Linked DNA regions of Homo sapiens: region 2 is linked to region 1. A link is a contact called in ENCODE Hi-C or POLR2A ChIA-PET data. All regions are on one chromosome and are shown on one strand. The core of a region is the stretch at or near the end of the contact, and the rest is flanking DNA. Distances in the headings are between cores, read along the strand shown. Region 1 overlaps NFAM1 (NFAT activating protein with ITAM motif 1). Region 2 overlaps LOC124900479 (a long non-coding RNA gene).

Region 1 (4,595 bases), core at 1,545-4,044:
AGGAAGTCGAAGCAGGAGGATCGCTTGAGCCCAGGAGTTTGAGACCAGCCTGAGCACATAGTGAAATCCCATCTCAAAACCAAAACCAAAAAGCAGAGGATCTTAAAGGCCCAAAACCACAGAGATCATGAGTGGTGGGGCCAGGCTTCGGACCCCAGTTGGTCTGGCTGTGTTGAGGAAGAAGAGCCAGCACCCAGGCTGGGAAGCTGTCATCAGATATGGCAGGGGGTGCTCACATTGGCACTGGGCACAGTAGCCATCAGATGCTAATAAGAGGTTTGTCAGAACCCTGGTGGGCCTCACAAATTTTCACCACCAGATGGCCAACAAGTGGCTACTTGGCTCCAGGATCACATGGAGACCACGGGGTCACAGAAGGTGGGTGTAGAGGGGGCTGGGGAGAGCTGCAGGGCATCCGGCCTGCCCCGGGGGTGCCTGCTTCTCACCCCAGGCTGAGAGGGGCTTTAGCGGGACCCTGGCTGAACTTGAGCAGTATTCCCTGAGTGAGGGCACTCGGCCGCTATCTATCTCATGCCAGGGCGTGGTGTGGCTGCATCATGCTTTGTCCCTTTTCTGGCAAAGGCAGTATGTCCCCATGGGATAACGTGGTCCGGGGCAGTGAGCTGGCTGAGTGTCCTTCTAGACTGGCTCATGCAGCTGCCTAGAGGGGCCCACGGCCTGGAGAGGAAGACCAGGGTGGATACCAGACGCCGGGGGCTGAGGAGGGAGTGAGAGCCACAGAATTCCAGTTAGCAATCCCCCACTTCCGTGGGGGCCCCAACGGACTCCACGCAACACCGCAAGCACGCAGAGCCCAGGGCCAGCCTCCCCCGCACCTGACAAGGCAGGTCTTTTCTGCCTCCACCCAGGTTGACCGGTGGGGACGGACAAGGAAGGGGTCTGGGTGGGAAAGAGAAGAGGCACCTCGCCCCTCACCCTCACACAGGCTTCAGGTGGCCTGGGGAACCACTTCAGCTTTAGAGTTTGAAGTTTTGTCTGTTACACAGGGTTAGAGATGTGAAGAACTGGGACGCATTTGTGACTTTCGGTGACCATAGAACTTTGACTTAGAGTGACCAGAGGAGCTGAGTTTTGCCAGGAGAAATCCCCCAGCACCAAGGGGCCTAGAGGGCCCAGGAGCTGCTCCCAGCTGCTTTTCTGGTTATTCTCCAGGTCCCATGGGATCTGGGGCAGGCAGAGCTGGAACAGGTCCTGGGGCGCAGGGAGGAAACGTCTCAAGGAGCCCCAGGTGTTTTCTGTGCAGGGAACGGATTTGAGAACTTCCCTTCCACTTAGAGAGTTTAGGAGGATTTGAGATTTGCCCTGTGGAGAGCGGGGCCTGGAGGTGGCTGCAAGGAGCACCCCTGAGGCTCAGGGAGGGCAGAGTTGGGGCAGAGAGTGAGGAGGGGCTGGTGAGGACCTGAACTCTCCTGCCTGGCCTGCCCTGCTGCAGGGGCAGGGAGTTTGGCCCAGGGGGAGTTTTCTGAACAGGAGCTTCTTGAACCTGCTGAATGTGGATAGGATGGTGCAGGGAGAGGGGAGAGGGCACCCATAGTGAGGACCATGGGGGAGGAGGGGTGGAGCAGGAGGGCAGCAGGGCCATCAGAGGCAGGGTTGCCACACGGTGTCTGGGAGGGCCCCCGCCCCGTCCCCGGGCTTGGCTGTTTGTTTTGAGTCTTCAACTCCTCTCCTGTGCCTCCCCACCCCCACAGAACTGCAAGCGCAGACATCTCATCTGGGCAGCGCCGTGGATCCCTGCTTAGTCTGCCCACCCTGCTTTACAGGAGACTGTGTTTTGGGGGGTGACACACCCTCCATCCCTCACTTCTCTGCAGCTCCAGGGAAGTCCCTCCCACACTGTGAGGAAGCCTTGGGCCTGGCCAGAAATAGGGGCGATGAGCGGGGGCGTTTGGGAAAAGCCCAGGTTCTGGAGGCAACAGGCCTGGATGCGGCTCCTGGCTCTGCCACTTCAAGGCTGTGCAACTTGGGCAGCTGGCTTTACTTCTCTGACCTCAGTGTCTCCCCACAACACAGGGGGAGCAACAATGCCAGCCTTAAGGGGTTGTGGTGGGATTAATTGGGACCTGGAACCCAGCTACTTGCCACGGGCCAGGCTGCCTTTCCCCAGGGACAAGAATGAGACAGGGAGTCCTCCTTGGGGATCTACAAAGGCAAATCCCAGCTGGGTGTGGTGGCTCATGCCTATTAACCCCAGCACTTTGGGAGGCCGAGGCAGGCAGATCACATGAGGTCAGAAGTTCAAGACCAGCCTGGCCAACATGGTGAAACCCCTTCTATACTAAAAATACAAAAAAGTATCTGGGTGTAGTGGCACAAGCCTATAGTCTCAGATACTTGGGAGGGTAAGGCAAGAGAATCGCTTGAACCCAGGAGGCGGAGATTGCAGTGAGCCGAGATCGCACTGCTACACTCCAGCCTGGGTGACAAGAGCTATCTCTGTTTTTTTTTTTTTTAAAAGGCAAATGCCAGCCCTATACCCTTCTGCCGGGTTAAATGACATGCCCTCAGTGCAGGGCACATAGGCCCTGATGGTCCAGGCACAGAAGGACCCCCAGGGGTCTTTCCCTGACCCAGACTTGGGCACTGTCCCTGTCCCGGGCGCTGGCCTGGCCTGGCTGAAGGCCCCTCAGGGGTGTGGTGTGTGCAGGGCTGGGGGCATGAACAGCCCTCTGCCTTCAGCCTCCAGCTGCTCTTCTCCCACCCTTGTTGGGAAAGAGTTTGTCAACCGCCCACGGGTGCCTGAGTCCTTCCTTTTCCGGTTCTTCTTATGAATCTGTGGCTGCTTGAACTTGGAGTTTGAGAGCTGGGCGGAGTTGCTATCCTCCCACACCTGGCGCGGGGACCACATGCCGAGTGAGTCCCTGGCGGGGTGTGCCCCCACGTGTTTGTGTGCCCACCTGGCAGCTTTCCTGTGGATCACTGATGTTCAGGATCAGACCTGCCCACCACCTGCACAACGCCCCCATCCCTCCAACTCAACAGCTCCCATCCAGTCCCCTCTCCTGCCCAACCAGGGCTGTCTCTGTGGCTCTGAGTCCCCAGCGATCCACAAACTCATCCTGCTCCTGCCCTGCCTGAACCGGCAGGGGCTCCCTGCTGGAGGAGACCCAGGAAGGAGTCTGAAATCAATTTACGGGGTCAAGACAAGCAATTAAAAAAAATAGAACATGAAGCATTTCATGCGTAGTAAGGGCACTGTTTGCGACCTTCTAGTTTCAGTTATATTCATACAATTGGGTTCAGACAGGGTCACGCTAAAACATGCATCTCTTAACTTTGGGCCACTGCTAAGAAAAATGGAAAGTCCCTGGCTTGGAGGATCCAGTTCTTGCCTCCCAGGACCTGCACAGCCCCGCTCAGCTGCTCTCTGGCCCTCACTCGCCCACTCCTGCGTAGACGTCAGCCTGCCACACTCCGGCGCCTTCGCCCGTGCTGTTCCGGCTGTGCGGAATGTCCTACCCATTCCTTCCTCTCCTGGGCTTTGGGGTCCCCCTCTGTCTCCAGGACATGCTCACTTCCTCCCTGAGCCACTCCTGGGTGTCTGGCTGCCCCGCACAGCACAGACTCTCAGGCGTCACTGTTAAGCCATGTGATCAGAAGAGCCAATGTCCCCTGGGTTTGGTTTCACCTTTTGCAGATGACAAAACTGAGGCTCAGAGAAGGCAAGAGGTTTGCCCAAATTGCAGTGGTAGACATGGGATTTTAAGCTGGGTCCCTTTGAGTCTGTAATCCCACTCTTGGTTTTTTTTTTTTTTTTTTTTTTTTTTTTTTTTTTTTCTGAGGCAGAATTTTGCTCTTGTACCCAGGCTCGAGTGAAATGGCACGATCTCGGCTCACTACAACCTCCACCTCCCCGGTTCAAGCAATTCTCCTGCCTCAGCTTCCCAAGTTGCTAGGATTACAGGCATGCGCCACCTCGCCTGGCTAATTTTGTATTTTTAGTAGAGGTGGGGTTTCACCATGTTGGCCAGGCTAGTCTCGAACTCCTGAACTTGGGTGATTTCTTGAGCTCAGGACTTTAAGATCAGCCTGCAGAATATAGTGAGACCCCATCTCTACTCAATAAATAAATAAATTAGCCAGGCATGATGGCATGCCTGTAGTCCTAGCTACTCAGGAGGCTGAGGCAGGAGGATCACCTGAGCCTGGGAGTTCGAAGCTGCAATGAATTATGATCATGCCACTGCACTCCAGCCTGGGTGACAAAGAGAGACCCTCTCTCAAAAAACAAACAGGCTGGGTGCAGTGGGTCACGCCTGTAATCCCAGCACTTTGGGAGGCCAAGGCAGGTGGATCACTAGAGGTCAGGAGTTCAAGACCAGCCTGGCCAACACGGTGAAACACTGTCTCTACTAAAAATACAAAAATTAGCCGGGTATGGTGGCAGGCGCCTGTGATCCCAGCTACTCGGGAGGCTGAGGCAAGAGAATCGCTTGAACCCAGAAGGCAGAGGTTGCAGTGAGCCGAGATCACGCACGCCACTGCACTCCAGCCTGTGTGACAGAGCGAGACTCTGTCACAAACAAACAAACAAACAAACTCCTCAAAGCAAGAAAAGAAAACATTCTCAAAGG
Region 2 (5,253 bases), core at 1,273-3,772, 120 kb after region 1:
CCACAGCAGGTGTGTGAGAAAAGGAAGATGGCCAGCCTGCCTCCACTTCTCTTTCCAATCTCCCACTTTGCCTGAGCTAAGCTCAAGCTCAGGGCCACCCACGTCTTGGAAGGGCTTCCTACCAGCTGGTCTTGTGAGATGAGAGCTGCCCTGCATATCATGCTTGTCATCGCCAAGGACCCCAAGCTCCAGTTAGCTCAAGTCCTAGAGAATGTGCCAGCTACATAGAGCTATGCAGAGCATGGCCCTGGGGATGCGGGATGTTATTGCCCTTGGGTTGGGAAGGAGAGATGAGAGGGAGAATTGGCTGGATCTTAAAATTGTGTTGCACCCCTTCAAACACTCTACCATCTTTGCCTCTGTAGTTCAATATTAGTCTGTTCCTATCTTCTAAACTTGCAAATGAACTTGCATGGCAATAAATCTCTGCACACTCAAAGCCATGATTTCCTCAGCAGGTGGATGCAGAATGCTCGGAGACCTATAATAATCAGCCTTTGGCAACAAGCACTTTTTCTTCTGACTCATTATTGCCGCGTTTTAAGAGGAGAAGGGAGCAACTGCTCTCACGGGGCTACAGAGACACGGAAACACGCTGGGGAGGCTGCTCTGTCACCAGGAAAGACAATGGAATCCATTTAAAATGTCTTATTTTCCCTTGCTCTGCCAAGCAAAAGCATCAGAACCCTTTGGGGAATTCACTTTACAAGGAAACAAAATGAGGCCCCGCATCTGCAGCCTGGCCCTCCCCGCCACCTGCACCCCTTCCTCTGAGGTCCCCGGCTCTGCAGGGGCCGAGCGGGCGGCACCCGCTCCTGGTGGTGGCATTGTTGGGACCCGCTCACAAAACACAGTTGTTCTCTGCAATGGCTCATTTCCCTTTCTGAGACTTTTTGTTTGTTTGTTTGTTTTGAGACAGAGTCTTGCTCTATTGCCCAGGCTGGAGTGCAATGGCACAATCTGGGCTCATTGCAACCTCCGCCTCCCGGGTTCAAGCAATTCTCATGCCTCAGCCCCCCGAGTAGCTGGGATTACAGTTGTGCATCACCATGTTGGGTAATTTATGTATTTTTAGTAGAGACAGGGTTTCACTATGTTGGCCAGGCTGGTCTCGAACTCCTGCCCTCAAGCGATATGCATGCCTCAGCCTCCCAAAGTGCTGGGATTACAGGCAGGAGAATCACTGGAACCTGGGAGGCGGAGGTTGCAGTGGGCCGGGATCATGCCACTGCACTCCAGCCTGTGTGACAGAGGGAGACTCTCTCTCTCAAAAAAAAAAATTTCCTCTTCCTCCAAGGTTTAAAAATCATATAAATGTACCTTCCTCTCAATTATGCTGTGAACTTAAAACTGTTTCCCCAAAATAGTCTTTTAAAAAAAATCAAGAATACAATAGGCATGGTCTAGAAGAAAAATGTACAGGTTGCAGGCAGGAGACACCAAGCAAATCATTTCATATCTGGAGGCCTTCATTTATTGCTCCACAAGGTTAAGAGTTCAACTCACACCGGGGTCTATGAGCTAACCTTTCACCAGGGCATTCTGTTCAAACCTTGGGCCTCACTTCGTAAAAGTCCAGGAAATTACTCTCCCTTTCTGTTTGCACTCGGCCTCATGCCATGGGCCTCCTGGGCAGGTGCACTGCTGCTCCACCGGTGCTCAACACATTTTTGCTAAAGGAATGGATGACCCCAGAAAACACATACAAGCTGGGCACAATGGCATGTGTCTGTAATCCCAGCTACTTGGGAGGCTGGGGTGGGGGATCGCTCAACGCCAGGAGTTGAGGCTGCAGTGGGCTGGGATCGCACCTATGAATAGCCCCTGCCCTCCAACCTGGGCAATGCAGCAAGACCCTGTCTCTAAAAATTAAAAAAAGACAAAATAATAACAATAAACATACGAATAACTATGGCCGGGCACGGTGAAACCCCGTCTCTACTACAAATACCAAAAATTAGCCACGTGTGGTGGCGGCTGCCTGTAGTCCCAGCTACTCTGGAGGCTGAAGCAGGAGAATGGCGTGAACCCAGGAGGCAGAACTGGAGTGAGCCGAGATGGCGCCACTGCACTCTAGCCTGGGCGACAGAGCAAGACTCCCATCCCAGCACTTTGGCAGGCCGAGGCGGGCAGATCACCAGCTCAGAAGATCGAGACCATCCTGGTTAACACGGTAAAACCCCGTCTCTACTAAAAAAAACAAAAAATTAGCTGTGCATGGTGGCGGGCGCCTGTAGTCCCAGCTACTCCGGAGGCTGAGGCAGGAGAATGGCATGAACCCGGGAGGCGGAGCTTGTAGTGAGCCGAGATCGCACCACTGCACTCCAGCCTGGCCAACAGAGCAAGACTCTGTCTCAAAAAAATAAAACAAACAAACAAAAAAAAAGAAATTGTACCAGCTTCTGAGAATCATCAAAGGTAGCAGAGGAGGGCCAAGTCAAAGCCACAGAGTGTAGAAGCCTCAAGATGAAGTTCAAAGCCATACAGTCCTAAGGAATGCTAGGAGTCGGTAACACAGCAAGTTAATATCTTTGGGTAGACACGTGCAGCTACAGCTGTGGAATAAATTTCCTCCTGAGAGTGAAACTCTACAGTGCACACCACCTACAGTGCATTGAAGCAGACATTATGCAAACACTTCAAGAGAAAGGACACTTGGTCTCGGACCAGCGAAGCCCGTGGGCCCTCGGTGTGATAGTCTCAATGTATCTGTAAGAAGAGTAGGTCAGTGGCTGGTCAGCATCAGATAAAACAGTCAACAAAGCCAGCTCTGGCTGTGCCCATAGCTCACGGCAACTCACTTCCTCCAGCTGCTCAGGCCAACACCCGTGCGTCATCCCTGACTCCTCCCACTCTCACAACACCCAGCAGCAAATCCTGTTGGCTCCACTTCAAAATGGATTCTGGGCCCAGTGCTGTGGTTCACCCCTATAATCTCAGTACTTTGAGGGGCCGAGGAGGGTGGATCACTTGAGGTCAGGAGTTTGAAACCAGCCCGGCCAACATGATGAAACCCCGTCTCTACTAAAAATACAAAAACTTAGCCGGGTGTGATGGTGGGCGCCTGTAATCCCAGCTACTCGGGAGGCTGAGGTAGGAGAATGGCTTGAACCCAGGAGGCGGAGGTTGCAGTGAGCTGAGATCGTGCCATTGCACTCCACCCTGGGCAACATGAGTGAAACTCTGATTCAATAAATAAATAACCACATCGTTTCTATTTGATGTTCTCTCTGGATGTGTATAATGAAATTTCCCTTTTTCCTAAGGACACCTGTCATATTGGAATATGGCCTAGCCTGATATCTTGATTTTAACTTGTTCACCTCTGAGAAGAACCTATCTCCAAATAAGATGACATTCTGAGGTAGTAGGAGTTGGAACTTCAACATGTGAATTTGGTGGGGAGAACGAGTCATGATTCAATCCATTACAGTCCTACCGAATTGTGAGCTAACAATGGGTGTTATTTGAAGCTACTGAATTTGGTGTAATGGTGTGTGCCTGTAGTCCCAGCTACTCAGGAGGCTGAGGCAAGAGGATGGCTTGAGCCCAGGAGTTCAAGGCTGCAGTGAGCCATGACTGCTCCACGGCACCCTAGCCTGGGTGATCTTGTCTCAAAAACAAAACAAAACAAACCACCACCACCACCCACAACAAAAAACAGCTGGGCGCCGTGGCTCACGCCTGTAATCCCAGCAATTTGGACACCAAGGTGGACAGATCACGAGGTCAGGAGTTCAAGACCAGCCTGGACAACATGGTGAAACCCCGTCTCTACTAAAAAATACAAAAGGCCAGGCGCAGTGGCTCATGTCTGTAATCCCAGCACTTTGGGATGCCAAGGCGGGCGGATCATGAGGTCAGGAGATCAAGACCATCCTGGCTAACATGGTGAAACCCCGTCTCTACTAAAAATACAAAAAATTAGCCAGGCATGGTGGTGGGTGCCTGTAATCCCAGCTACCTAGGAGGCTGAGGCAGGAGAATCACTTGAAAACTGGAAGGCGGAGGTTGCAGTGGACCGAGATTGCACTGCTGCACTCCAGCCTGGGCAACAAGAGTGAAACTCTGTCTCAAAAAAAAAAAAAAGGGCCAGGCGCGGTGGCTCATGCCCCTAATCCCAGCACTTTGGGAGACCAAGGCGGGCGGATCATCTAAGGTCAGGAGTTCGAGATTAGCCTGGCTAACATGGTGAAATCCCGTTTCTACTAAATATACAAAATTAGCTGGATGTGGTGGCACATGCCTGTCATCTCAGCTACTCGGGAGGCTGAGGCAGGAGAATCGCTTGAACCCAGGAGGCAGAGGTTGCAGCGAGCCAAGATCACACGCCGTTGTACTCTAGCCTGGGCAACAGAGCAAGACTCCGTCTCAACAACAACAACAACAACAAAAAAGAATTGTACCAGCCCCTAAGAATCACCACAGGTAGCAGAGGAGGGCCAAGTCAAAGCCACAGAGTGTAGAAGCCTCAGATGAAGTTCAAAGCCATACAGTCCTAAGGAATGCTAGGAGTCGGTAACACAGCAAGTTAATATCTTTGGGTAGACACGTGCAGCTACCGTTGTGGAATAAATTTCCTCCTGAGAGTGAAACTCTACAGTGCACACCACCTACAGTGCATTGAAGCAGACATTATGCAAACACTTCAAGAGAAAGGACACTTGGTCTCGGACCAGCGAAGCCCGTGGGCCCTCGGTGTGATAGTCTCAATGTATCTGTAGGAAGAGTAGGTCAGTGGCTGGTCAGCATCAGATAAAACAGTCAACAAAGCCAGCTCTGGCTGTGCCCATAGCTCACGGCAACTCACTTCCTCCAGCTGCTCAGGCCAACACCCGTGCGTCATCCCTGACTCCTCCCACTCTCACAACACCCAGCAGCAAATCCTGTTGGCTCCACTTCAAAATGGATTCTGGGCCCAGCACTGTGGTTCACCCCTGTAATCCCAGTACTCTGAGGGGCCGAGGAGGGTGGATCACTTGAGGTCAGGAGTTTGAAGCAAGCCTGGCCAACATGATGAAACCCTGTCTCTACTAAAAATACAAAAACTTAACCGGGTGTGGTGGTGGGTGCCTGTAATCCCAGCTACTCTGGAGGCTGAGGTAGGAGAATGGCTTGAACCCAGGAGGCGGAGGTTGCAGTGAGCTGAGATCGTGCCACTGCACTCCAGCCTGGGCAACAAGAGCGAAACTCTGGCTCAAAAAAAAAAAAAAAAAGGGCCAGGAGCAGTGGCTCCTGCCCCTAATCCCAGCA

Evidence for each region. Hi-C counts contacts between places; a loop is a spot of excess contacts on that map. ChIA-PET counts read pairs that join two places held with the same protein, here RNA polymerase II (POLR2A). Pooled maps may share reads with other maps.
Region 2: a loop to region 1 is called in a pooled map, with 2.5 times the contacts of the local background. The contact joins two enhancer-like sites. A Hi-C loop is called at or near these places in 2 of 50 pooled maps. POLR2A ChIA-PET finds 5 or more read pairs at or near these places in 2 of 52 experiments (IMR-90 and endothelial cell of umbilical vein).

Annotation. Positions count from the first base shown.
Region 1 is chr22:42,416,229-42,420,823 of GRCh38, forward strand. All of the region lies in intron 1 of NFAM1 (NFAT activating protein with ITAM motif 1), which reads right to left. Among named protein-coding and RNA genes, the nearest start is that of NFAM1, 14 kb to the right of the region's middle. RefSeq lists an enhancer at 3,155-3,274. Within about 2 kb of position 2,795, at least 5 of the 41 ENCODE cell types and tissues checked have a DNase peak (open chromatin) inside an H3K27ac peak, as active enhancers do.
Region 2 is chr22:42,534,754-42,540,006 of GRCh38, forward strand. The region is part of intron 2 of LOC124900479 (a long non-coding RNA gene); the gene reads left to right. Among named protein-coding and RNA genes, the nearest start is that of SERHL2, 17 kb to the right of the region's middle. Within about 2 kb of position 2,523, at least 5 of the 41 ENCODE cell types and tissues checked have a DNase peak (open chromatin) inside an H3K27ac peak, as active enhancers do.